Linked DNA regions of Mus musculus: all the other regions are linked to region 5. Evidence: chromatin loops called from intact Hi-C (ENCODE). Cell type or tissue: left cerebral cortex. All regions are shown on one strand. Region 1 overlaps Pvt1 (Pvt1 oncogene). Region 2 overlaps Pvt1 (Pvt1 oncogene). Region 3 holds the start of Gm30113 (a long non-coding RNA gene). Region 4 has its middle 200 kb from the start of Gm41333. Region 5 holds the start of Myc (myelocytomatosis oncogene).

The links. Hi-C counts contacts between places; a loop is a spot of excess contacts. Peaks named below come from ENCODE experiments on the same cell type or tissue, not always from the same donor. Only the 100,000 strongest peaks of a DNase experiment are listed, where the experiment ranks them.
Region 1: it touches region 5 in a loop (4-fold over the local background); 5 of 42 quality-filtered maps call a loop at or near these places.
Region 2: it touches region 5 in a loop (3-fold over the local background); 4 of 42 quality-filtered maps call a loop at or near these places.
Region 3: a loop joins it to region 5, with 2.9 times the contacts of the local background. A loop is called at or near these places in 3 of 42 quality-filtered maps.
Region 4: a loop joins it to region 5, with 2.9 times the contacts of the local background. A loop is called at or near these places in 11 of 42 quality-filtered maps.

Annotation. Positions count from the first base shown.
Region 1 is chr15:62,076,857-62,081,856 of GRCm38, forward strand. All of the region lies in intron 1 of Pvt1 (Pvt1 oncogene), which reads left to right. Among named protein-coding and RNA genes, the nearest start is that of Pvt1, 41 kb to the left of the region's middle. In left cerebral cortex, no CTCF peak of the experiment used is centred here; DNase peaks (open chromatin) are centred at 2,195 and 2,694; H3K27ac peaks cover 284 bases.
Region 2 is chr15:62,184,059-62,189,058 of GRCm38, forward strand. The region is part of intron 2 of Pvt1 (Pvt1 oncogene); the gene reads left to right. Among named protein-coding and RNA genes, the nearest start is that of Pvt1, 150 kb to the left of the region's middle. In left cerebral cortex, no CTCF peak of the experiment used is centred here; a DNase peak (open chromatin) is centred at 2,697.
Region 3 is chr15:62,950,270-62,955,269 of GRCm38, forward strand. It overlaps Gm30113 (a long non-coding RNA gene), which reads left to right and starts at 3,947. Exons shown (of 3, transcript XR_384131.2): 1 at 3,947-4,478; 2 at 4,971-5,000. In left cerebral cortex, no CTCF peak of the experiment used is centred here; DNase peaks (open chromatin) are centred at 2,414, 3,150, 4,194 and 4,870; H3K27ac peaks cover 1,289 bases.
Region 4 is chr15:62,462,768-62,467,767 of GRCm38, forward strand. No RefSeq gene overlaps it. Among named protein-coding and RNA genes, the nearest start is that of Gm41333, 200 kb to the right of the region's middle. In left cerebral cortex, a CTCF peak has its summit at 2,434; DNase peaks (open chromatin) are centred at 95 and 512.
Region 5 is chr15:61,982,792-61,987,791 of GRCm38, forward strand. It overlaps Myc (myelocytomatosis oncogene), which reads left to right and starts at 2,550. Exons shown (of 3, transcript NM_001177352.1): 1 at 2,550-3,160; 2 at 4,716-5,000. The coding sequence starts at 4,731. In left cerebral cortex, CTCF peaks have their summits at 634 (motif pointing right), 1,706, 2,787 and 4,316; DNase peaks (open chromatin) are centred at 697, 1,616, 2,342, 2,739 and 5 more places; H3K4me3 peaks cover 4,256 bases; H3K27ac peaks cover 3,669 bases.

The DNA.
Region 1 (5,000 bases), 94 kb after region 5:
TGGAAGAAGAAACAGGGACTGAGGAAGAAGGAAAAGAAGACTGGGCATATGTAGGATCCAGTCCCTGTGAGTGGGAACCTGAGTAGGGGACTGCGGCTTGGAAACAGGCTCAGACAGACAGAGCTAGAGTCCATCTGACTTTTCCACTTGCCTGAGCTTGGGTCAGGCTTATAAACACAGGTAGTGCTGTTGGCATGGCAAAGAAACCCTTGCTGTCTTTATGGCTTTCCTGATACAATATCAGAAACCTGAGCTCTAGGCCGATTTGTCTTTGTACTACTTTTGGTTATGATTCTACTCACCCTGGTTCATAGAAGACATGTCCCTGTCCTAGAAATGATGGCTAATGATGAAAACAACCGAGCACTTACCTGGTGGCTCATAACCAGGTGTAACTCTAGTTTCAGGGGAAACTGACCTCTTCTGAACTCCATAGGCACATGCAAAACACCCATAGTAAGTAAGTAAGTAAGTAAGTAAGTAAGTAAGTAAGTAAGTAAGTAATTAAGTACATAGATAAACAAACAAACAAATAAACAAATAAATAACTAAACTGATATTCATGTAAGTTACAGAGCTCCGTGTGTTCACACTGCGGTGAAACCATGTGATGCTCCATGGGTGAGCCCTGCCAGAAACTTCTCGGATTCTTCTTCCTGCTTTTGATTTGAACTAAGTGTTGGCTCTTGTGCATTCAAAACCCTTTTACTTTTTTGTTTGTTTGTTTGTTTTTTCAAGACAGGGTTTCTCTGTATAGCCCAGGCTGTCCTGGAACTCACTTTGTGGACCAGGCTGGCCTCGAACTCAGAAATCCGCCTGCCTCTGCCTCCTGAGTGCTGGGATTAAAGGAGTGTGCCACCACGCCCAGCTCAAAACCCTTTTACTTTTGACAAACATTTTTGAACCACCCTCCCCTCATCTACACACACACACACACACACACACACACACACGCACGCACGCACGCACGCACACATGCACACACACATACACTTAGTTCTACAATTCACCAAAATGAGAAACTGGAGGCTGAAGGCTGGTCAGTGTTTCCCTTTCCTGATTTGGAAGGTGTGGGGCTAATAGGAAGTGAGGTGTAGAGCTTGGTACTCGGATGTGAGTCACTTAGGTTCGAATGTCACTGTGAATGTAATTAACTGTTCTGGGTCTCTGTTCAATCCCTCTATAAAATAGCAAGCCACAGTGACGTCTGTCTCATAGGATTGAGATTTTTCCTTGAGTTTATTAATATAGCCTGGTCTACAAAGTGAGTCCCAGGACAGCCAGGGCTATACAGAGAAACCCTGTCTCGGAAAACAAAAACAAAAACAAAAAAAAACAAAACAAAAAAAAAAAATATATATATATATATATATATATATATATATATATATATATATATAAAACAATTGAATGGTATACTTTGCAGCATCTCAGCAAGACGAGGAGGTAAAGCCAGAGAACCAAAACAAGGCTGAGTAAAATGAGCTGAGGCCATTGGCCATTCCTTATTATCAGGAAGACATAGGTGACTACCTACCTTTCTCAACTTCTGGTCCCTTCCTCCCTCCCTCCCTCCCTCCCTCCCTCCCTCCCTCCCTCCCTCCCTCCCTCCCTCCCTCTCTCCCTCTTTTTTCTTCCTTCCTTCCTTCCTTCCTTCCTTCCTTCCTTCCTTCCTTCCTTCCTTCCTTCCTTCCTTTCTTTCTCTCTCTCTTTCTCTCTTTCTCTCTATTTTTGAGACAGGGTCTCTAAGTAGTCCTGGCTGTCCTTGAGCTTGCTATGAAGGCCAGGCTAGTCTCTAACTCAAAGATTGTCCTGCCTCTGCCTCTCAAACACTGGGGCCAAGGGTATGTGGCCACCATGCCCAGCCTTAAGTGAATGACCTGGATGCTCTTTGATAGTGATCCCTCCAGGGGCTTGGCCCGCCTTTGCTCTAATATAGAGCATGCTCTTCAGCTTGTAGGGCAATGCTCTTGTGACTTTGCCAACCTAGAGGTTGCTGAGAAAGAAAGCAAGTTTCTCACTTCTCCTGGAAGTCTGTATGGAAGAGCTGCAGCAGGAGCTGCACAGGTCCCATAAAGAAGGAATAGAATAGAGGGACTCTGCGGGAGGGGAGGGGCATGCTGATGTAGAGGTCTCCACAGTATATCTTGACTCAAGCTGGTTGTGACAGAAGCTTTCTGTAGGGGTGTATTTGCTGGGCTGAGTAACCAAAGTTGAGTTCTAATAAATAAAGATGAATGAAGAAGGAGGGAAATGTGGGAGGTTGGGGATGGGGGTGGTACAAGATACTCTCTGAGTCTGTGTGCCATTCAGAGTAATTTACACTGGGGGTCCCATTGTGCCCTTGGGCCCAGGCTCTATTTTGCCCCTTTGTTCCCTGTTCTATCCTAGCAGGGATGCTTGCTGACTTCCTGGCCATCCCCACCCCTTCTTGGGTCCTGGATCCTGCTTCCTTTCTCCCCCGCTTCACAATGATCTCATCCCAGCCGGGAAATGGGACTTTTGTTGCCCCTGCCTATTTGGCCTGGCCCAGTGTCAGGCCCATCACGTGCCCCTGCTGGGATACCGAGTGTATGAATCTCAGGCAGTGGGCAAGGCTGGCAGGGGAGGGCATTCCTCTGGACTGAGCTGTGCTGGTAGCTTGGCACACCCCCCCCCCCCCCTTCTAGAAGTGACTCAAAAGCTTTTCTGCATGCTCTTCTAGTGGACTGCTGAGTCATTCTCTGAGTCACAAGTGGTACAGCTGTGTACTCAACAGTGAGCCCTTGTGTGGGACCCAGATGGGCTGTCCTGACTCTTGGGGCATTTAAAGGCAGTTCACACTGGCATTTGACCCTCTCTGTCCTCCTCAAGGACTCTTTTACCCTGATTCCTTTCTAGGCCTATGTGTGTAGGCTAGGGAGTGATACACACCTCGGGCTGCCAGCTAGGATTCAGAATCCAAAAGTTCAATTCAAGTCAGCAGCTGGCTGACAGGCAGGGAGCCAGGGCGGTGATTAAGCAAGCTGGGGCAAGAGTGAAGTAGGGCAGATTCCTGGGCCCTAGGTGCGTCTCAGGAAGATCAGCCAACTTTCTTGTATCGTGCGTGTTTTGGGAGCATCCTGAAGCTACCTTGAGAATTCAATCTTTTTTTTTTTTTTTTTTTTTTTTTTTTTTTTTTTTTTAGTGAACAAGTGGAAGAATTCTTGTGTATTAAATCTCACTGTCCTTATACCCATTTGGTGTTTGAAGGAATGGGGTCTAGTAGATGATACCAGTTCAGAGGCAGAGTGAGAAGCATAAGTCAGAATATCAGAGTATCTAGAATTTGATGCTCAGACCTGCCTGACTCAGTTTAGCACCCCTCCCCCAAACCCCCACCCAATCTGGTTGCCTCGAGTCTTCCTCTTAAGGCAGCTGTCCTGTAGTGCAGGAAGCCAACTCCCAAGGTAAAATGTCTTTAGACAAATAAAAATGTCTTTAGAAGGCCTAGGCTCTCTATGGGGTGAGACTGAATGCTGAGGCCCGATCTGGCCTCTGATAGAGGAGGGCTTTCAACTGTTGGGGGCAGGGAACAGCTAGGAGCTTGGCAGGGAGGACTCTGTATATACTGTATCTGTCCGGTAGCACTGGAGATAGAGCCCTAGCTGACCCTGAGTGGAAAGATGGTTGGTTGCATAGTTGTGCTAGCACAGGACATACTGCAAGGGTTTGGGCTCTAGAACTTTTCCTCTGCTCATGTGGCTTTGGTGGAGTCACCTCTGCCGGCTAGTGCTAGTTCTAAAGCCTAACCCATCCTTTGGGAAGGAGTCTGTTTTATGGCTTCCTAGGTAAGGCTGATGACCCATGTGTTAGTGCTGATGTGAGCCACTTGTGGAAGTGGTCCAGTGTTCAGCCACCACTTATCCACTGGGGCCAGATGGGCTAGACCTCAAAGATCTGTAGGGCAAGATGGAAAACAGTCATCCTTTGAATTCACCAGGAACCTCATGACTAGAGAGATGATTAGGAGGCCATTGTTACCTTCTATGGAAGGTGATGAGTGAGCTGGAAAGAGCTTTGGGTATGGACACGCTTCGAAGGCGGGCATTTTGAATAGTAGCATAAAGGCAGATGGTGATGGGGAAATTTCTAATAGAGTGTTGCTGTAGAACAAGGTTGTTCCCAACCTTCTGATCCCCCCTTCCCTGTCTTCCTAGTGCAGTTATAGGCTATGCCACCAGATTTCTGGTTTTGATAGAAGCTTTCAGAACTCTCTTGTGTCCAGGAATGATTCATTTTCTAAGGACATCATCCAGCATTGGGGCCTTTCAAAAAGGATGGCCATGTGAGTAGTTTTTCACAAACTGATGTACAACAGTTGCCTCTGTGATCTGGACCTACCTTTTTGATCCTTTCCTTTTTTCTACCTCGGGATTCATTTTTAGTGACACTATAAAAATATATCCTATTATGTTTATTTTATTTATGTGTGCACGTATGAATTCGTGTGTGGCAAGGCAGTGTTGGCTCACGCCTTTAATCCCAGCACTTGGGAGGCAGAGGCAGGCAGATCTCTGAGTTCGAGGCCAGCCTGATCTACAGAGTGAGTTCCAGGACAGCCAGGGCTACACAGAGAAACCCTGTCTCCAAACAAACAAACAAACAAACAAACAATCCGTGTGTGGTGAGTGCTTGCATGCATTTATTTATGCCACAGTGCACGTGTATAGGTCTGAGGACAACTTTCAGGAGTTGGTTCTCTCCTTCTACCATGTGGATTCTAGGGACTAAACTCAAGTTATTTGCTGACCTTGTCAGTTGGAAAACAATTCTCTGGGCCACACAAAGGAATATATTAGTGATGTGAAAGTAACTCTGCAAAATAATTTCTTTTTGTCGAATGGACATACCCGAGCTCAGATTGGGCCACTGAACATGCACGGCCCAATTGGTCTTTGTATTTTGTTCCTAACACAGGTGGTAATTATTGCTCATCTTGTTGGTGGAAACTCAGTTTGATCTGATTGGCTAATCAGCCT
Region 2 (5,000 bases), 200 kb after region 5:
CAGTGGGGTCAAGGGTTCAGTGTGAGAGCATCTAATGTTTCTCATTCTCCTTTAACAAAGAAATAAATATTTATGTTCCATGTGTGCATGTGTGTCAGGGTGTATGGGAGCATATATGGGGGTCAGAACACAACTTGTAGGACTTGGATTTTTCCAACTACCATGTAGATTCCTGGAAACTCAGGTCTTCAGGCTAGATAGACCACAAGCTCCATTTCCCAGAAAACCGTCTCACCAGCCCCATCCAATGTCTCTTCTTATGGGAAACTTATGAGTTCAGATCTCTGCCAATGCATGAGGTATTATGTGTTCTTCCTAACTTCTATCAATACCTCTTCTCCAATATAGTCTCATGGAAATGGTGGACCAGAGCTGATAGGATGCGCAAGCACACGCACGCACGTGTGAGCACACACACACACACACACACACACACACACACACCCTCACTTATTAGAATGACTTATAGGTTGTGGTCCTGTCTTATGACAGAAAGTCCAAGAACCCAATAGTTAGGTTACTTAGATACTCTCACACTGCCCTCATGCTCACTGGCAAGTTCATCCGTCCTGGAGCTGAGGCATCCTTCACTGATATTAAAGCCTACCTCTTCAGGATTCCAACATACATTGAATAGTTCAGTAGACCAGCTTGATCCCTTAGTTGGTCTTCGGTTGTAATCCTGAAGAAGTTAAAAAAAAAAAAAAGTGCCACTTATTTGTTAGAGCATGGGCTTATAGATTCTTGCTACATTGGTCACAATCCATGAATAAAACCACATTGTTACCCAGATTTTTCTTGGTCATTAGTACAATCATGAAGTTGGCTTCTATAGCCCATGGCTTGCTCTTTCATCGGTGTTTTGAGCTCTGCCTTTTATTTTGGTCCAGTATCACAGCATGCTCTGCCTGCCTGCCCCAGCTCTGGATTAAGCCAAGACTTCTGTGATATTCTTACATTCCCCCAACTAAATAAGAAATAATTCTAAGACCAACCCAAATTGAGAGACATTCTACCTAATCACGCTTCTGAAGACAAAGAATGATTGAGGAATGAGTTCATACTAAGGAGGCTGGGGAGATGGCTCAGTCAGTGAAATGCCTTTCTCATATGCATGAAGACTGAAGTTCAATCCCTTGATCCCATGTGAAAAGGCTGGGTGTGGTGGCACACGTCTGCAGACCCAATGATGTCAGGATGGGAGGTGGTAGATCCCTAGTATTTTTCTAGCTGGACTAGACTTCTATGAGAGACCCTATCTCAACCAAAATGAGGGGAGGCATGTTAGGTTGAAGATGAAGGATGCTGTGTTATCTTCACATATGTAGACACACAGACTTGTTGCTACATGCATATATCCTTCCCACACACAGAAGAGTAACCAGGGACCAAAACGTGATGACATAGGCTTGAAATCCTGGCACTTAGAAGGTCAAAGCAGAGGGATTGCCGTGGGTTTATAAGCTAGGCTACATAGACTAGGTTATAGTGCATTATACTGGCTTCAAACTAAACAATAAAAAAAATAACAAAACCAAATTAAGGGTCTTATCAGCTAAATATAGCTTGTGACTTGGGTCAGGGCCTGTATTTGAAAAAGTCATTATTGGAGAATTTAAATGAAGACTCCTAATTAGCAAGTAGAACTAATTTGCACATAAAATTTAATAATTGTACAGTGATAATAGTATAAATAAGATACCAAAATTTAAAAGGCCTTAGGCTATATAGGAGTTCTCTGTACATTTTAACTTATTTTCTTATATTTTTGGTTGTGAGCCTAGCCTTTAACGGCTGAGCCATCTCTCCAGCCCTTAACTTATTTTCTAAGTATGACATTGTTTCAGACTGAAAAATAAATAGAAATTACAAACACAGTAAGCTCTGTGTATGTTTGCAGGTATATGTATCTTTTTCATCCACTGATTGAGAAAGATAGATTGTAGTACTGTTTGTCTTTTTTTTTGTTGTTGTTGTTGTTGGCTTTTTGTTGTTGTTGTTGGTTTTTTTGAGACAGGGTTTCTCTGTGTAGCCTTGGCTGTCCTGGAACTCTCTCTGTAGACCAGGCTGGCCTCTAAACTCAGAAATCAGCTTGCCTCTGCCTCCCAAATGCTGGGATTAAAGACTTGCGCCACCACGCCCAGCAGTACTGTTTGTCTTGAATTGGCCTCTCTTTTATAGAAATGAAACAGGTCCATATAGCACATATTCATGTTTATCTACACATGGAGAAATTCTAAGAAAAGCATTCGTTTCCTCTTAACACACATTTCTGGGAAGAGTGCTTGGAAGGTACGAGGCAATTTACTTTTTGATATGTTCTAAAATGAGCAGTGCTTGGATTTATGGAACCATCAGCATCTGGGTTACATGTGTGTATACACATGTACGTATGTATGTATGTATGTACGTACCCCTCTCTTACCCAGATATGTTTTTCTGTATACACTTACAGTACAAACATGCTTACTAGAGGGATTCTCATATCTTTTGGTTCCATTGACTATATCCTCACATCTGACCCTTCCTCAGGTATTTTTATACAGAGGCAATGGGCAATCCGTGCTAGTTCAGGGATGCCAGCTCTTTTTCTGTTTCTCAGAAGCCTCACAATTGTTAGACTTTACAAACTTTGTTCCTAACTCGGTATCATTTCGGTCTCCCCCAGAGAAGTGAATAAGCTATAATTTGCTGTGCTAAGGAACTATGACTCATTCCGGGCTTTGGATCTCAAGCCCAAAAATTAGTGAATGGTTGTGGTTCAACTCAGGATTTAAAAAAGTTATTATGTTTTTAGGTACTCTGTGTGTGTGTGTGTGTGTGTGTGTGCGTGTGCGTGTGCGTGTGTGCGTGCGTGTGCGTGTGCGTGTGTGTGCATGTGTGTATGTGTGTGTGTGTATGTGTGTGTGTGTGTGTGTGTGTGTGTGTGTGTTTGGGGTGTGCAAACAGGTAGCTGTTCGTAGCACAGTTGAAGTGGATGTCATTTGTCATCATTTCTCACCTTACACCCTGTTTTTAAGGTCAGGTCTCTCCTGTTATTTCTGCCACTGAGCTGTTATGCAAACTTCCATTCTTCCGTTTCAGCCTCAATCTCTCCTTGACTGTGCTTGGGCTAGGACTGCAGACCAGAATCATTGCAGAAAGTCTTTAAAACACGGGGTTGAACTCAGGTTGTGCATCAAAGCCCTTTTACCTCCGAGCCACCTCACCAGTTCGAGCCTCTCAAGATGTTTAAAGACCGTGACACCATGAGACTAGAGTTTTTGCAAAAATTTGCTTTCCTTTTGTGTGTGTGGCAGGTTCTTATTGGTAGCCCTGACTGGCCTAGGATCTGATGTGTATATCAAGGTAGCCTTGAACTTGAAGCTCTCCTCAGGGAGTCCAGCAGTCACTGTACTATGTCTTTTAGGTGAGTTCATTTTATAGACAAGCTAGTTTTATAAAGAAAGGAGTGTGAGTAGAAGCAATGTCTCTGGAATGAGGGGTTTCTTCAAGCTGTGAACTATTGCAGAGATTGACCATTGTACCCTCCTGCTACTATGTGACATTCTTTCCTTTATAGATGTGCTTGACAAAGACCTCATGAGCTTCCCGCTTTGGATGGTCATTGAGTTAATTACCGAAAGAGCTCTCGCCTGTTCTTCCAGGTCTTTGCCCCTCTTAGGTTCATGTTCTTCTCTAGAATAGTCTCTGCCATTCCTCTCAGTGTTCCAGGATGTCTGTCACCTGCACAGTTCCTAGTTCACAGTTCCTGTGAATTCTGTTTCAGCTTTCTGGGATCTTCCTTGCATGGTCTCTCCAGTGATCAGACTGTGAGGAGTGACTCTACAGGTGGTTATAATGGTAGCTCAGGAATTTATGAATCTAGTACAGACTGTATTTCAGGAATGCACATTCACTGTGCCATTGCTTCTTCCAATGAGTCTTTGATGACTGGGGCTCACTGTGGGCTGGGCCCTAACGTTCCCAGTAGACTTCACTAGGAAGCAGAAAGTAAGATGGGGCTTCACTCTTCTTTCAAGTATTCACTTGGGTGTTTAAGTTCTCCCAGTAGTTGTTTGCAAAGTGGCAAACTCTAACTGACACACTATTATCCCCCAGAATTAATGGCAGTATGTCCCCAGACATTACCAATAGATGTTTGAACTGGCTATACATTCCCAGACATTACCAATAGATGTTTGAACTGGCTATACATTCCCAGGCATTACCAATAGATGTGTGAACCAACATGAATTCCCGCTGACACTTTCTCACTTGTGACATTATCAAGTTATTCATGAAGTATATGTGGGCCACTGTCCAGATTAAAAGCATGAAATAGTAGATATCCTCTTACTTCAGTAGGAGAAACACACTGGGGACCCAAACGTAAGAAAAGAATTGGAGAAATCAACTGTTCAATAAAAACTAGTGTTTGTCCCTTCAGTTTGGTAAATGACAAGATATTCAAAGATTTGGAGATTAGTTGTTATTTTACCTTTACATAGCAAAGTATCTCTATCCTTTATTATATTAACTTCATAAAGAGTTGTCTCTATATGTCATGTGTCAGACACAGATGTCAGAAAAGAGGATATACTTATAGCTCCCTCTTTAGTCCCCCACAACCCCTCAGATGAGTTGCCTCTGTAGGAGAAATAGTGAGAAACAGGGAAGCTCATTTTATTTTAAAGTCATTAAGAACTCAGTTGCTATTAAATGGACCTCTCCCTGGAGCTCTGTGATTTTTCAAAACTTATTTTTGAGAAAACAGCTGTACAGCATGAGGCCTTGGGAAGCACACTACAAAATCTCCAAACATTTGGTAAATCCAGTGGCAGGGCCGATCTAAACGTACGCTTATGTGGATGGGAAGCATGCAGATCTAAAGGTTATTGGGCAAACTACCATCCAGTACTATGGTTTCTGTCATCAGACCTTGAAGTGACCAAAGGCAGAGGGGCGATCTTTATCATGTTGAAGACGGCATGCCATTTCTCTTTGAATTCAAATATGTG
Region 3 (5,000 bases), 970 kb after region 5:
GTTACTTCTTCAATTTAATTGATTATTATAGATTTGCATAGACTGTTTATTTCTTTTAAATTCAATTTGGTAGATTTTATGTATCCAGAAATGTATTTATTCTTTCTAGATTCTCCAAGTTCCTGAAATAAAAGTATTTAAAATATGTTGCTGAACTTATGGCACTAAGATTTTTTTGTTTGTTTACAAATCTAAAACCCAGTACTTCTAGAATTCATTTTCTTTATAACATCTATAATATGGGACTGAAACATTGTCTTCAGTTTCATGAACACATATGAGTGAGTTGTGGCCTAATCCATCATGCAGGCTTTCATATTCATTACTATTTCCTCATATCTTTTCACTTTTTAATTTGGAACATTCTGGATTCCTTTCTTTCACACTACTTAGCTTTAGTGAGTTTATAGATCTATCTTTTTATTGGTGAGCTTAATTGCATATTATCTGATCCACTTACTGCCCCTGTTTATAAGAGATTCTTGTCTCTGGCCCTTCTCAGGAAATCAGGCATATACACGGGACTTACTTTTGTTCGTGGCATGTAAGCTGTAAGAGAATCTGGTTTTTATTCTCTTCCTCTGTAACAAAGTACGTCACATCCAGATGGAGAACAACTGAACCTGCACTCTAGTACAAAGATACAAAATTCTGGTTTCGTAGAGCTGGTGAGCTGCTAATATATCCCAGCCTTAGTCAACCAACAATGGGAAATTAGATACTGACATAGGATGTAACTTGTTCTATATCTAAAGCCACCTCACAAACAATAGATAAACAAAAAGAAAGCAGATAGAAACCTTACCTCCATTAAAGATTCCACAAGATTGAGCAGCTGATCAGAATTTCCAGGATTGTGGACTGTTAGATTATTTATTTTTTAAACCTAAATTACCCTTAACTATAGTAAGCCCCCTTACTACAGTTTAATGTAGCTTGCCCATGTCAGAGTCTAATTTAGTATTCTTTTGGTTTTAGATTTTTATTTTTGTTTTTAACTTTGTGTATATGTGTGGTTTTATGCACCTAAGTGCAATGTCTGCAGGGGATGAAGAGGGTCTCTGATCTCCTAGACAGGGATTTACTGGCAGCTAGCTACCTGACGTAAGCATTGGGAATCAGATTCAGGGCCTGTGAATGAGCAGCAAGCTCTTTTAAGCTCAGAGCCATCTCCCCAGCCACTAACCTAACAGCACACCAGCCAGTATTAAGTCCAATTCTAAGAATGTAATTAGACAGCATTTAGGGAGATTCGTCTGCTCTGCTCTCACTAGCCTACCTGATTTTCCTCCAAATGTATTTTAAAGGTTTCTTGATTTATGGTTTTCTTCTGGTCAATAACTATAAAAAAACTTCATAAAAGTGTGAACACATTAGAACACAGCGCTTGAGGAAACCTGAACCCATGATCCCAGACCATGGCTCACTTATATTTGTCCCCAGATCTAAGACTTACTCCATTGGTGTTAAGAGTTGCTTTGAGGTGTCAAGAAGGATATGCCCAAGTTTAAAATTATCCCTTTCAAATCCTATGGGTTTTTTAAAATTTTATTTGTAATTCATTTTTACACTCCATATTCCATCCCCTGCCCCTCCCCTCCCATTCTCCAACTGCTCTACATCCTATGCCTCTTCCCCAGCACACCCGGTCTCCATATGGATGCCCCCACCCTCCACCCCATCTGACCTCTAAACTCCTTGAGGCCTCCAGTCTCTTGAGGGTTAGGTGCATCATTTCTGAATGAACATAGACCTGGAAGTCCTCTACTATATGTGTGTTGGGGGCCTCATATCAGCTGGTGTAGTTGTCTGTTTGGTGGTTGAGTGTTTGAAAGATCTCGGGGGTCCAGATCAATTAAGACTGCTGGTCCTATTACTGAGGCTATGGAGTGCTCACAAAAAGGGACTAGCATGACCGCACTCCAAAAGACCCAACAAGCATCTGAAAGAGTCAGATGCAGAGATTTGCATCCAACCAATGGACAGAAGACGCTAACCCCTGTTGTTGAATTAGAGAAGGCTGAAAGAAGCTGAAGAGAAGGTGGATCATATAGGAGGACCAGCAGTCTTAATTACTCTTGACCCCCCAAAATCCTATGGATTTTAAAGAAGAATACATTTCATATTTATATCTTGTAAGGTGTCTTTTCTGATCCAAATGGCCTCAAATTAAATGCCCAGGTAAATGTACACAAATTTGTATGAATGCTGAAATTCATTTTCTATACTTAGGAGTTTCTGGGTCTGAGAGAAAGGATAATATAAGCCTTTGGCTGAAGGCTGATGGTTTGAAAGCACCTGACTGCTTGTAAATAATCTTCTAAGCCAAATTTCCTGTAAGAGCTCAGGGCTGGGACCACCAATAGACCACTCAACAGCACTAGACAACACTCTCAGTGTGGCCTAGGACGGCGATCCCTAAAGCCCTGGGGATTAGTTCTTAATAGACTGAAGCCTGAAGTCCAAGTTATAAGATGGTTGTCTCTGCAGAGAGATCAATGCTAATGAAGGGATTTGTACCTAGCTACAAAGAATAGAATTTAAACCCTCTCAGTTCTGTGTCATGAATAAACATATTTCTTTTTTCATGAATTATTCTAAGAGAAGGAAAACAAACAAACAAACAGGCTTTCCTCCAGGATGAAGCATGCCTAGATATTTGGCTTTCGTTCATTGAGTCCATCTTGAAATCCTTGTTTAAAATGACTTAAATCACCACAGAAACACAGCCTCCCTCTGAGCTAATCTGCTCAGGGATGCCCAGAAGACTGTGAGCTGAATAGTAAGTCTGAGTGGACTGCCTGGTACAGACGGGTCTCTTGAGAGCATGAAGGCACCAGTTTCCTCCACATAAAAGGGAATGGAACACATTTGCTCTGTTTTCTGCTTTTCTGTTGTGAAATATGAGAAACGCTTTCAAGAAGTTCCTTAGGAATCCCTGAGAATAAACTATTCCTGGCCCCACACATCCCTTTCTCGTTGTGGAAATCAGATTACAGCCTCCCAGTGATTTCTCAGAAGAAAATCAAAGCCTACTACTCCGGAAACATCCAAAAATCCTCTCCCTTCCCCAGAACACACTAGTGGTTGCGCTGCTCCTCCAGCACTGTGGGAGTCTGAGTTCATATCCTGGTATTGCCAAGGAGATGACATCACTGCTGCTTTCCATAATGAGTTCTTCCATATGTGCTGCTTGCTGAGAAAAACACATATGTGGAAACTGTAGATGAAATATGTATGCGCTGTGAGCCTACTCCAACTTCCTCTCCTCAAGGAAACAACCAAGGATGCTATTCAAACACAATTTAAAGGACACGTTGAAATAACATTCTCTTCTGTGAATTTAAAACAATCCCCAAGTCTGCAAGGACTTAACTCTCTCCAAGTGATGCATAAACCTTTTGTGAACTGTGTTTAACACAAGGGGTTGTCTTTATGGGAGTCACTAGCTAACCACAGACAAAAGAATGAGGACTGTTTTTTAAGGGCTTATATAACATGCTGTGTACTAGTGGAGTGTTTATGCTCATGCTAAAGTTCCTCAGATGGTGTCATTCTTCCCACTGAGAAGTCAACAGAGATGCTGAGTTAGATGACTTGTGCAGGCACAGGCCCCACCGAGAAGCAGGGGGCACCTGAATCTCCTTCTACCTCAGTGTATCAGGGAACAGTGCCTGGAATGAACAGTATCTGAGATTGCAGAGTGATAAGACAATTTGAAATAGGATTTCTTGCCCAATTTCCACCCTGGAATGCTTCCTAACCTGTTCACTTGATCTTTTTTTTTTTTTTTTTAACCGTGGCAGGTACTTTAAAGCCTTTCAGAAGCCCCCACCCCAGAAAGCACATTGAGTTAAGTCTTGGAGCTTCTGTCCTTCTTTAAGCACAAACTGAACTCCCAAGGAAGTTTTGCTCTTGACTGAGTTTAAACTTAATGGTGGCAGATCTGTGTCACCGTGGTGTCATTAATTCTTGCACAGGTGTATGCATTCCTTTTCTTCTTATCTTTCTTAAGTTCTTGCTTAAGAGCTAGGAGAATGAATGCTGGTTCTCTAATATAAGAGGGATGTGTCCCTTCCTAATCTTGCTAGGTAGGCAATAGGATGCCACTCCCCTGAAGCCTTTGGGGTTCGGCTGCTGACTGCCTCTTGTTTCCCATCGTTTACTTTCCCAGCCCCTTCTCTCATTTCCATTCTGAGCAACTCAGTGAGATAATTTCCCCGCGTTTCGATTCTGGGCTGTTTCAGTGTTGCGTGTAGTCATGAGTTTTCAGGTTGACCAGTCTCTACAGTTGAATGTGGCTCTTCACCAGGTCTGAAATGAATAGTGTTGATGCTAAACGCAAATCCTCCTCTCCCCCACGCCCCGCCCCCTGAGAACTGCCATCCAATCATGTTCTCCAGTCCCCAGGAAGATCTGCCCATCTCTCTGTGAGCAGGGATCAATACTGAGTCACCACAGTGACACTAATCAACCTTGTAAGTATCCTTCCTCATTGTTAAGACATACTTGGGGAAATGTCAGAGTAAAGAATGTCCTCCCTGCTATCATAGGAGTCCATGCAAAGGAGTTTATTCTGTTCACCGAGTATAGCCCAGAATCATTAGTTTCCAGCTTCATGAGGATCTTTTGTGAGAATCTTCATTTCACTGATTTTTCTAAGGAGCCCTTGGAAATATGCAGGCATATCCTAAACATTTTGAGAGTATTTGTCTGGAGCCAAGACTCCAAAGGAATCTGAAATTTATACTTAACAGAAAACTCCACACTTGCCAGTTACTGAGCTCCGCACCACATGGTTCTGGGGAAGGAAATGAAAGAATCAGCTGAAAGGGAGGGAGGAGGCAAGATTTGGTTGTTAGCAGTGAAGGACAGAAGGCAGAATTAGAAATGTTTTATTCTTCACTCATTGATGCCAGCTTTTGTTCTATACAAGTTTATTTTTAAAAATGTGGATGCTCCATTTTCAGAGGCTGATCTAAAAATACATGCCTGCATGC
Region 4 (5,000 bases), 480 kb after region 5:
ACCCAGCATCCTGGTCTATCTGCAGTCACAGTTGTAAGGCAGGCCTAGTGCCAGGGCCTAGAGGCAGAAGAACAGTTGGAGGAGGCAGGGAGGGAGGGGGAAGGAGGAGAGCGCCAAGGAGACTTTGCAATTATCTCCCCGAGACTGTTTAGAATGTAATGTTCCTCTCCACCCCCTTCCTTTTCACATTGTAATTTTCTTCACAGAAAGAGCACAATGGAGAACATATTCCAGGCTGCAGAGCTCACTGCTAACTCTGACAACCCAGACATGGGAACAGATAAGGAAAAAAACACAGGCTCTTTTTTTTTTTTTTTTCCCACCCTAGAGAGATTGCAGTGATTGAAGCTAAGAAATCCAGTTATGTTTGAACATCGTATTACCTGCCCACTTAATGGTTTGGATACGATCTGTCCTTGATGCTCAGCAAGTTTTCTCTGTCTGTTTTTCTTGCTGGAGAGGCTGCCTCTGCCTTTATGTTCACCTCTAATTTCCATCTAGGTGAGAGGCTGCGGTCAGCCCAAGCTGCAGTTGGCTCCATCTCTCTGGATTTGACTCAGTGTTTAAAAGATCCATATTTTCTTCTCACCTGCGTCTACGAAGTAGGGTACACTTACGACTTGTGGCTCCTTCTCAGCTGCCAGGTGGCCCTTGGATGGGCACAGGACAAGGCTGGAAGAGGGGAATAAGGAAGCCGCCTACCTTGGATATCGCCATCTCTGTCCACGTCCTTTTAAAATGATTTATCATTTATTTGTATGTATGTTTCTCTCTCTTTCTCTGTGTGTGTGTTCATGTGTCTATGGAGACAAGGAGAGGGTGTTAGGTCTTCTGGAACTGGAGGTACAAGACTTTGTGAGCTTCCCTACGTGGGTGCTGGGAACTGAACACAGGTTCAGCACCCTTAACCACTGAGCCATTTCTCCAGTCACGTGACCTTCCTCTTTCCTGTCATGTTTCCCTTTAGCTTTAAGACAGGGTCTCGTGTACTCCAGGTTGGCATTAAACGTACATTGTGGCTGAGGATGACCTTGAATCCCTGACCCTCCTGTCTGTACTTCTCAATGCAGGAATTACAAGTCTGTGCCACTATACGCAATTTATGCTTTCTTATTCGGGCTTTATGTATGCTAGGCGAATGCTCGACTACCCGAGCTTTATCCCCATTCAGGTTGCATTTTAATACATATCACCAAGTTACCCCAAGAAGGGTTGTATAAATGCTACAGAACACACAAGAGGGATCAGGACACACATCTTTTTTTTTTTTTTTTTTCTCCTCTGTATTCACATGGACCTGTCTGCCAGAGTGGTTTTCTCAGGATATCTCTTGGTGCTATTAAACAAATTAAGTGCTCTCTTATTAATCCATTTTTCTTCAGGGGATTCCATCATTATTGAAAAGACATATAGACCCCCTCCCCACCTAGTCATTCTAACTGAGATGCCCTAGATGCCCCAGTTTCCAGTTGGCATCATGATGCATCAGAAGCTAATGTACCCAGACCATCTGAGCTCAGCACACACCACAATAGTTCATTCAACCCCAGATTTGAGAGGAGTAAGAGGCATGTGCTTTTTAAAAGTTGTTACCATTTATTGATCATGTACTATGGGGTCAGAAGTTTCCAAATGCAGAGTCATTAATTATCAATAAAAAGTCATCCTTGCTTTTGAAGGCATCATGGGAAAATCAGGTTCATATGAGAAGGTGCTACAATGTCTACTTTGCAGACAACACAAACTTAGTTGGGAAGAAAGACCTATAGTTTGCTTGAATAGCCCCCATGATGCTGTGTCTATCTCAGCAGAAGAACGAGCACTAGAACATGAGCACCCATAAGTGTGGGTTCCAAGAAAGGTTGCCAAATACAGGGAAAATGGAAAGACCACTTTCTTTTCTACCCTTCAGTGATTTCTCCTTAATCACACACAAAAAAGGGAGTATTTTAGGACTTATTAGGTAATATAATGTCTTTCAATAGACTTGATAGTTTATTTAAAGAGATGTCATGTACATGTCCAGAATTTTCATAACAATTCAAGAACAGTGGCAACGCTTGCTCTGTAGCTAAAATACAGTTGCAGTTAGATGCTTTGCTTATCAGATAATGCTATCGAGCCCTAGACTGACTCTTTATGCCAAAGGACCTCCTCTTACTCCTTGCTGTGTCTCAGCAGTAGGAGGGGACTTGGCAGATATTAGAAGCTCAGTAGATAAGTAATTGAATTAACAAGAAGTGAGTGACCCAGAGAATTCGGGAACTATCTGATTATGCTTAAACTTTAAGACTACCATTTCTAAAGGCGATTTCTGTCTTGGACTTTGAGAAATGAAATCAGAATATTTCATGTCTATAAAGGGGATAAGAACGAATATTTGTCAAACCTTGCCATATTCCCAGTGCCATGCTCTTAATGACATGTAATCCTGTCAGTGACCACAGGAGGCAGATTTTATTACTGACATTGACAGATCTAAGTACCTGGACTCAGAGAGGTTAAGTAGTCAGTCACAGATCACATGGTGAGAAGGCAGGATAGCAATTTCTTATAAATTTCACCCAGATCCACACTGCCTCCAGTGCTCTGCATCATCCACTTGGTGAAGATTTGAAAAGATTTTTTTTTTTTTTTTTTTTAGTGAAAGGAGGAGGAGGAGCAAAGCCACAGTGTAGAAGAGGACGAATGCACTTTTCAACCAGGACAGTTAGAGTCACCGAGTTTATAGAGTCCCAGTGGGATAGATTAGCATGCGGAGGATGTAATGACAGGGTCTGTGAACATTCCTAGATTGAAGAGTCTGTGCCTGTCTCCCTGCTTCACCAGCTCTCCTTGCCTCTGATTTAATTATATGCTCAGGGTACACATGCCTCTGGAATTGCAGGCCATGTCTTGCTTCCCAGGAAGGGTTATTGGTTAGATGACAGTCAGCCTATGGAATGTAGGGGGTGGAGCTGGTGTGTGTGTGTGTGTGTGTGTGTGTGTGTGTGTTACTGGTTTGTCTTGTCCCTTAGCAGAGTAGATGGAGTTGAATCATTGTCAACCAAGGCTCCCTCATTCCCTCATTCAAACATACTGGTTAATTATGCTGACTATGTGAAGATGACTATTTTGTTCAATAGAAAGAAAGCCAATCTGAGTGCCCACTCTGAAGGACATGGTCTTTAGCTCAAAAATCTGTATAAAATCTGATCCCAGTAAGGTCCAAGATAAGGAATCAACCTGGACATTCAGAGACTTGTTTCTCAGACCTTGAGCTGGGAAGCTCTTAGAAGTGGGATTGTTGGAGACTATTTTATCTGTTATGCTGAAACCTGAGTTTCTGAGTAGGTCAGTGACACAGCAGTGTACAGAGCTGAGCCGCAGAAAGGAACCCATGAGCACAAGGCGCTGTAATCCTTGTACCACTAAGCCTTCTACAACTCTGTTAAGGTGACGGATGCACTGAACTCAGCACTGGAATTTAGAGCTGAGTTCAGAGTTCAGTGTAAAGTAAGACTTTAAATACAAAGATGGAATTTTTCCTTTTCTTTCCTTGAACATGGGTCCTCCCTTCAATTTCAAGTTGATGTCCTGGATATAGAAAGGACTGGGATTAGAACTGTGAGTTCGGATGCTAGATAGGCTGCCGATTCCTTTAAAATCCAAACACCTCTTCTTCTGCTCTGGTTCCAGGTAAGCACTTGGAAAATGAATTGCCCTTTCTGAATCTTCATTTCTTATTTCAAGAGGGGAAGTGCGGGAGTAAATGGAAAAGGCCTTCGGAAATATGAAGAACCAACTTCTGTCTTCCCTACCAGCAAGGATATATCTTGGTCTTCAATGTCTTTTTAAAGTACTTGTGTTGGATGACCACAGGGTTGGTGTGCATTTTCTTTTTACAATCTAGCCTACAACACCTTGAAATACAGGATCGCGATTCATCGGCCATGAGAAGCTAGAACCTGGAAGTTCCCTGGGGAAATTTTAGCCATACCTTATCAGCTAACTATTATTTCATAACAAACCACAACAACACTGGTGCTTAAAAAGTAATTATTATTTTTCTTGAGTCGACAGAGGAGCTGGACAGTTCTGATAATCCTGGGCTGGGTTTGGCTGGTCTTGTCTGTTCTTTTTTTTTTTTTTTTTTTTTTTTTTTCAGTTGCCAGCTGGTGGAACTAAGGGATGCTGGGCACTGGATAGCTTCAGCAGGGATTTATCCTGATCTTCACCAGGCTAGTCTAAGCTTGTCCTTAGGTTTCCAAGCAACTGAAGTATTGCTCAAGGTCTCTGGAGGCTGAGGCAAAGAACTGTTCATTTCTTCCATGTTTTCTTTTGCAAAGTAAGAGCTAAGGACAGGGCAGATGCAAGGTTGGGAATGTGGGCTTCATCTTGTGATGGGCAGAGTTGCCATATCATATTGCCAGAAGCAGACTAGGAACTGGAGGAAGATGCCAGCACTCTATTGACTACCCTTGAAGCAAAGATGGAAAACTGATTAAATTCTGATGGTGAAAACTATAGATGGCTCCTCTTAGCTCTTTATCTGATCTCTGCTGTGTGTGTGTGTGTGTGTGTGTGTGTGTGTGTGTGTGTGCCTGTGCCTGATACTGCCCTAGGAAAACTTGCCTAATCTCTGCTGCCTAGACAATTAGGGGAGCTTGAAACTGATCTTTGTACATACAAACCAATTTAAAGTTGTTTATTTCACAACTACCAGTTCTTCAATGATGTATTAAGGTCAGAGGGAAAACAGAAATGTTCCAAGAAAACAGATCTTCCATTCCAGGGATTCAATCCCATAGATCAATCCAGTTCCATATATTAGTTGGTACCTGTGGGGCAGACTGATGAATGTGCCCATTTCTTACAGGTCATTCTTCTTTGCTTCACTAAGATTATTGGAATAAAGTTTTTTCTGTTGTCAAAATAATGACCCTATTTCTTAACCTGGTATCAGCCGCTTTAAGGAATTCCTTCCAACTTCTCTCTCGGAGCACATGGCTAGTCTTGTA
Region 5 (5,000 bases):
GCATAAGATCTTTTATAAAGAAGAGGAAGAGGAAAAACAGTTATACAAAACTAATAAAACTGTGTGAGTTTCAGGCTAGCAAAGAATAGTCGTGAGAATCTCTCTCAAAAAAAAAACCCCAAAATAATAATAATGATAATAATGATAATAATAATAATAATAATAAAACAAGGCAATAATAAGCTAATGCTCCTGCCTTGCATTCTGACTCCTTTTGCCCAGTAAAATTCAATGCTCTGCTTTGACACGTCCAGCTTACAACACGACAAAGGTGTGAGACATGGGTGCTAAAACTTGTTCTATTGCCTTTCCGTTTCTGTTAGATCTCCTTCACTTGTATACCTGTGACTCATTCATTTTCCCCATCCACAACTAGGGCTCTGTTTTGGGTGACTGTCAGAAAGTAGGGATGGGTTCATCTACTCCCCCTCTTTGCAACTGAATAGCCACCTCTGAACCATTTTTTTCTCTAGTAATTTCTCTTCCTTTGCCTCCTTTGCAGCCTAAAAGAGTCATTTAAAGGATGACCGGAAGCTTGTCTTAGGCAAGGAAGCATCTTCCCAGAACCTGGAAACCCTGCAGCCCTGCCCCCATCCGACCTCCGCCCTCGTTGGCTTCGCAACGCTGTGGTCTCTGTGGCCAGTAGAGGGCACACTTACTTTACTTTCACAAATCCGAGAGCCACAACCCGGGTGGTGGGGGGTGAGGGGGCGGGGAAAGAGTCTCTGCAGCAAAACGCAGACTAGGGATTGGTGGCTCTTGGTGTTTGAGGCAAAATCCTAGAGGCTGTAGTCATTTTGCAATCCTTAAAGCTGAATTGTGCAATGAGCTCGATGAAGGAAGATACTATCATTCAACAGCTGAATCCTAAATTGCAAACTCAGTGGCTAATAACAACTTTGAACAATGAGCACCTTATACACGCTACTGTATTTTCTTTTCTTTCTTTTTTTTTTTTTTTTTTTTTTTTAAACCGGGTAGCAGTGAGAGAGGTTTCTTTAAGTGCCTTGGGGCGAGGAGTCCGGAATAAGAAGACTTCTTTGGGTTTTAAAGTGTAGGATAAGCAAATCCCGAGGGAATATGCATTATATAATAAATCTAGAACCAATGCACAGAGCAAAAGACTCATGTTTCTGGTTGGTTAATAAGCTAGATTATCGTGTATATATAAAGTGTGTATGTATACGTTTGGGGATTGTACAGAATGCACAGCGTAGTATTCAGGAAAAAGGAAACTGGGAAATTAATGTATAAATTAAAATCAGCTTTTAATTAGCTTAACACACACATACGAAGGCAAAAATGTAACGTTACTTTGATCTGATCAGGGCCGACTTTTTTTTTTAAGTGCATAATTACGATTCCAGTAATAAAAGGGGAAAGCTTGGGTTTGTCCTGGGAGGAAGGGGTTAACGGTTTTCTTTATTCTAGGGTCTCTGCAGGCTCCCCAGATCTGGGTTGGCAATTCACTCCTCCCCCTTTCTGGGAAGTCCGGGTTTTCCCCAACCCCCCAATTCATGGCATATTCTCGCGTCTAGCGCCTTGATTTTCCCCACCCCAGCTCCTAAACCAGAGTCTGCTGCAAACTGGCTCCACAGGGGCAAAGAGGATTTGCCTCTTGTGAAAACCGACTGTGGCCCTGGAACTGTGTGGAGGTGTATGGGGTGTAGACCGGCAGAGACTCCTCCCGGAGGAGCCGGGTAGAGCGCACCCGCCGCCACTTTACTGGACTGCGCAGGGAGACCTACAGGGGAAAGAGCCGCCTCCACACCACCCGCCGGGTGGAAGTCCGAACCGGAGGTGCTGGAGTGTGTGTGTGGGGGGGGGGGGGAATCTGCCTTTTGGCAGCAAATTGGGGGGGGGGGTCGTTCTGGAAAGAATGTGCCCAGTCAACATAACTGTACGACCAAAGGCAAAATACACAATGCCTTCCCCGCGAGATGGAGTGGCTGTTTATCCCTAAGTGGCTCTCCAAGTATACGTGGCAGTGAGTTGCTGAGCAATTTTAATAAAATTCCAGACATCGTTTTTCCTGCATAGACCTCATCTGCGGTTGATCACCCTCTATCACTCCACACACTGAGCGGGGGCTCCTAGATAACTCATTCGTTCGTCCTTCCCCCTTTCTAAATTCTGTTTTCCCCAGCCTTAGAGAGACGCCTGGCCGCCCGGGACGTGCGTGACGCGGTCCAGGGTACATGGCGTATTGTGTGGAGCGAGGCAGCTGTTCCACCTGCGGTGACTGATATACGCAGGGCAAGAACACAGTTCAGCCGAGCGCTGCGCCCGAACAACCGTACAGAAAGGGAAAGGACTAGCGCGCGAGCAAGAGAAAATGGTCGGGCGCGCAGTTAATTCATGCTGCGCTATTACTGTTTACACCCCGGAGCCGGAGTACTGGGCTGCGGGGCTGAGGCTCCTCCTCCTCTTTCCCCGGCTCCCCACTAGCCCCCCTCCCGAGTTCCCAAAGCAGAGGGCGGGGAAGCGAGAGGAGGAAAAAAAAATAGAGAGAGGTGGGGAAGGGAGAAAGAGAGATTCTCTGGCTAATCCCCGCCCACCCGCCCTTTATATTCCGGGGGTCTGCGCGGCCGAGGACCCCTGGGCTGCGCTGCTCTCAGCTGCCGGGTCCGACTCGCCTCACTCAGCTCCCCTCCTGCCTCCTGAAGGGCAGGGCTTCGCCGACGCTTGGCGGGAAAAAGAAGGGAGGGGAGGGATCCTGAGTCGCAGTATAAAAGAAGCTTTTCGGGCGTTTTTTTCTGACTCGCTGTAGTAATTCCAGCGAGAGACAGAGGGAGTGAGCGGACGGTTGGAAGAGCCGTGTGTGCAGAGCCGCGCTCCGGGGCGACCTAAGAAGGCAGCTCTGGAGTGAGAGGGGCTTTGCCTCCGAGCCTGCCGCCCACTCTCCCCAACCCTGCGACTGACCCAACATCAGCGGCCGCAACCCTCGCCGCCGCTGGGAAACTTTGCCCATTGCAGCGGGCAGACACTTCTCACTGGAACTTACAATCTGCGAGCCAGGACAGGACTCCCCAGGCTCCGGGGAGGGAATTTTTGTCTATTTGGGGACAGTGTTCTCTGCCTCTGCCCGCGATCAGCTCTCCTGAAAAGAGCTCCTCGAGCTGTTTGAAGGCTGGATTTCCTTTGGGCGTTGGAAACCCCGGTAAGCACAGATCTGGTGGTCTTTCCCTGTGTTCTTTCTGCGTCTTGAATGTAGCGGCCGGTTAGGACAGTCTTTCTTCCATTCCTGTGCTTTTGACACTTTTCTCAAGAGTAGTTGGGGTAGGCTGGGGTAGATCTGAGTCGGGGTAGAGCGACTTGTCAAGATGACAGAGGAAAGGGGAAGGGAAAAACCGGGATGCATTTTGAAGCGGGGTTCCCGAGGTTACTATGGGCTGACGCTGACCCGGCCGGTTGGACATTCTTGCTTTGCTACATTAATTGATATGTGTCCTTTGAGGGGTCAAACCGGGAGGTCGCTTCGTGGTGGCCAAAGAAAGCCCTTGGAATCCTGAGGTCTTTGGAGAAGGGATTACCTTTTGCGTTTGGGAGCGAGAAGGCTCCGTAGCTTCTGACTTACCAGTCTCTGAGAGGGCATTTAAATTTCAGCTTGGTGCATTTCTGACAGCCTGGGACCGACACGGAGGTGCGTCCCGCCCGCCAATCCCCGGCGGCGATCGCAACCCGTCCCTGAGCCTTTTAAGAAGTTGCTATTTTGGCTTTAAAAATAGTGATCGTAGTAAAATTTAAGCCTGACCCCCGCGGCACTAGGACTTGATGTTGGGCTAGCGCAGTGAGGAGAAGCAAAATTGGGACAGGGATGTGACCGATTCGTTGACTTGGGGGAAACCAGAGGGAATCCTCACATTCCTACTTGGGATCCGCGGGTATCCCTCGCGCCCCTGAATTGCTAGGAAGACTGCGGTGAGTCGTGATCTGAGCGGTTCCGTAACAGCTGCTACCCTCGGCGGGGAGAGGGAAGACGCCCTGCACCCAGTGCTGAATCGCTGCAGGGTCTCTGGTGCAGTGGCGTCGCGGTTTAGAGTGTAGAAGGGAGGTGTCTCTTATTATTTGACACCCCCTCCCCTTTTATTTCGAGAGGCTTGTGATAGCCGGAGACTGAGCTCTCTCCTCCAAGTCAGCAATCGGAAAGAAAAGCCGGCAAAGGAAGGAAGGGGGCGCGCTGGGGGTGGAGAAAGAGGAGGGCGGAGAGGGGCGGCGGCGCCGGCTGGGTAGGAGCGCGGCGACGGCGCGAATAGGGACTCGGACCCGGTCGGCGGCGCAGAGAGCCGGCACACGGGAGGGGGCCGAGCGACGCGGCGCCTCTCGCCTTTCTCCTTCAGGTGGCGCAAAACTTTGCGCCTCGGCTCTTAGCAGACTGTATTCCCTACAGTCGCCTCCCTCAGCCTCTGAAGCCAAGGCCGATGGCGATTCCTGGGCGTCTGCAGGGCTAAGTCCCTGCTCGAAGGAGGCGGGGACTCGGAGCAGCTGCTAGTCCGACGAGCGTCACTGATAGTAGGGAGTAAAAGAGTGCATGCCTCCCCCCCAACCACACACACACACACACACACACACACACACACACACACACACACACTTGGAAGTACAGCACGCTGAAAGGGGAGTGGTTCAGGATTGGGGTACGCGCTGCGCCAGGTTTCCGCACCAACCAGAGCTGGATAACTCTAGACTTGCTTCCCTTGCTGTGCCCCCTCCAGCAGACAGCCACGACGATGCCCCTCAACGTGAACTTCACCAACAGGAACTATGACCTCGACTACGACTCCGTACAGCCCTATTTCATCTGCGACGAGGAAGAGAATTTCTATCACCAGCAACAGCAGAGCGAGCTGCAGCCGCCCGCGCCCAGTGAGGATATCTGGAAGAAATTCGAGCTGCTTCCCACCCCGCCCCTGTCCCCGAGCCGCCGCTCCGGGCTCTGCTCTCCATCCTATGTTGCGGTCGCTACGTCCTTCTCCCCAAGGGAAGACGATGACGGCGGC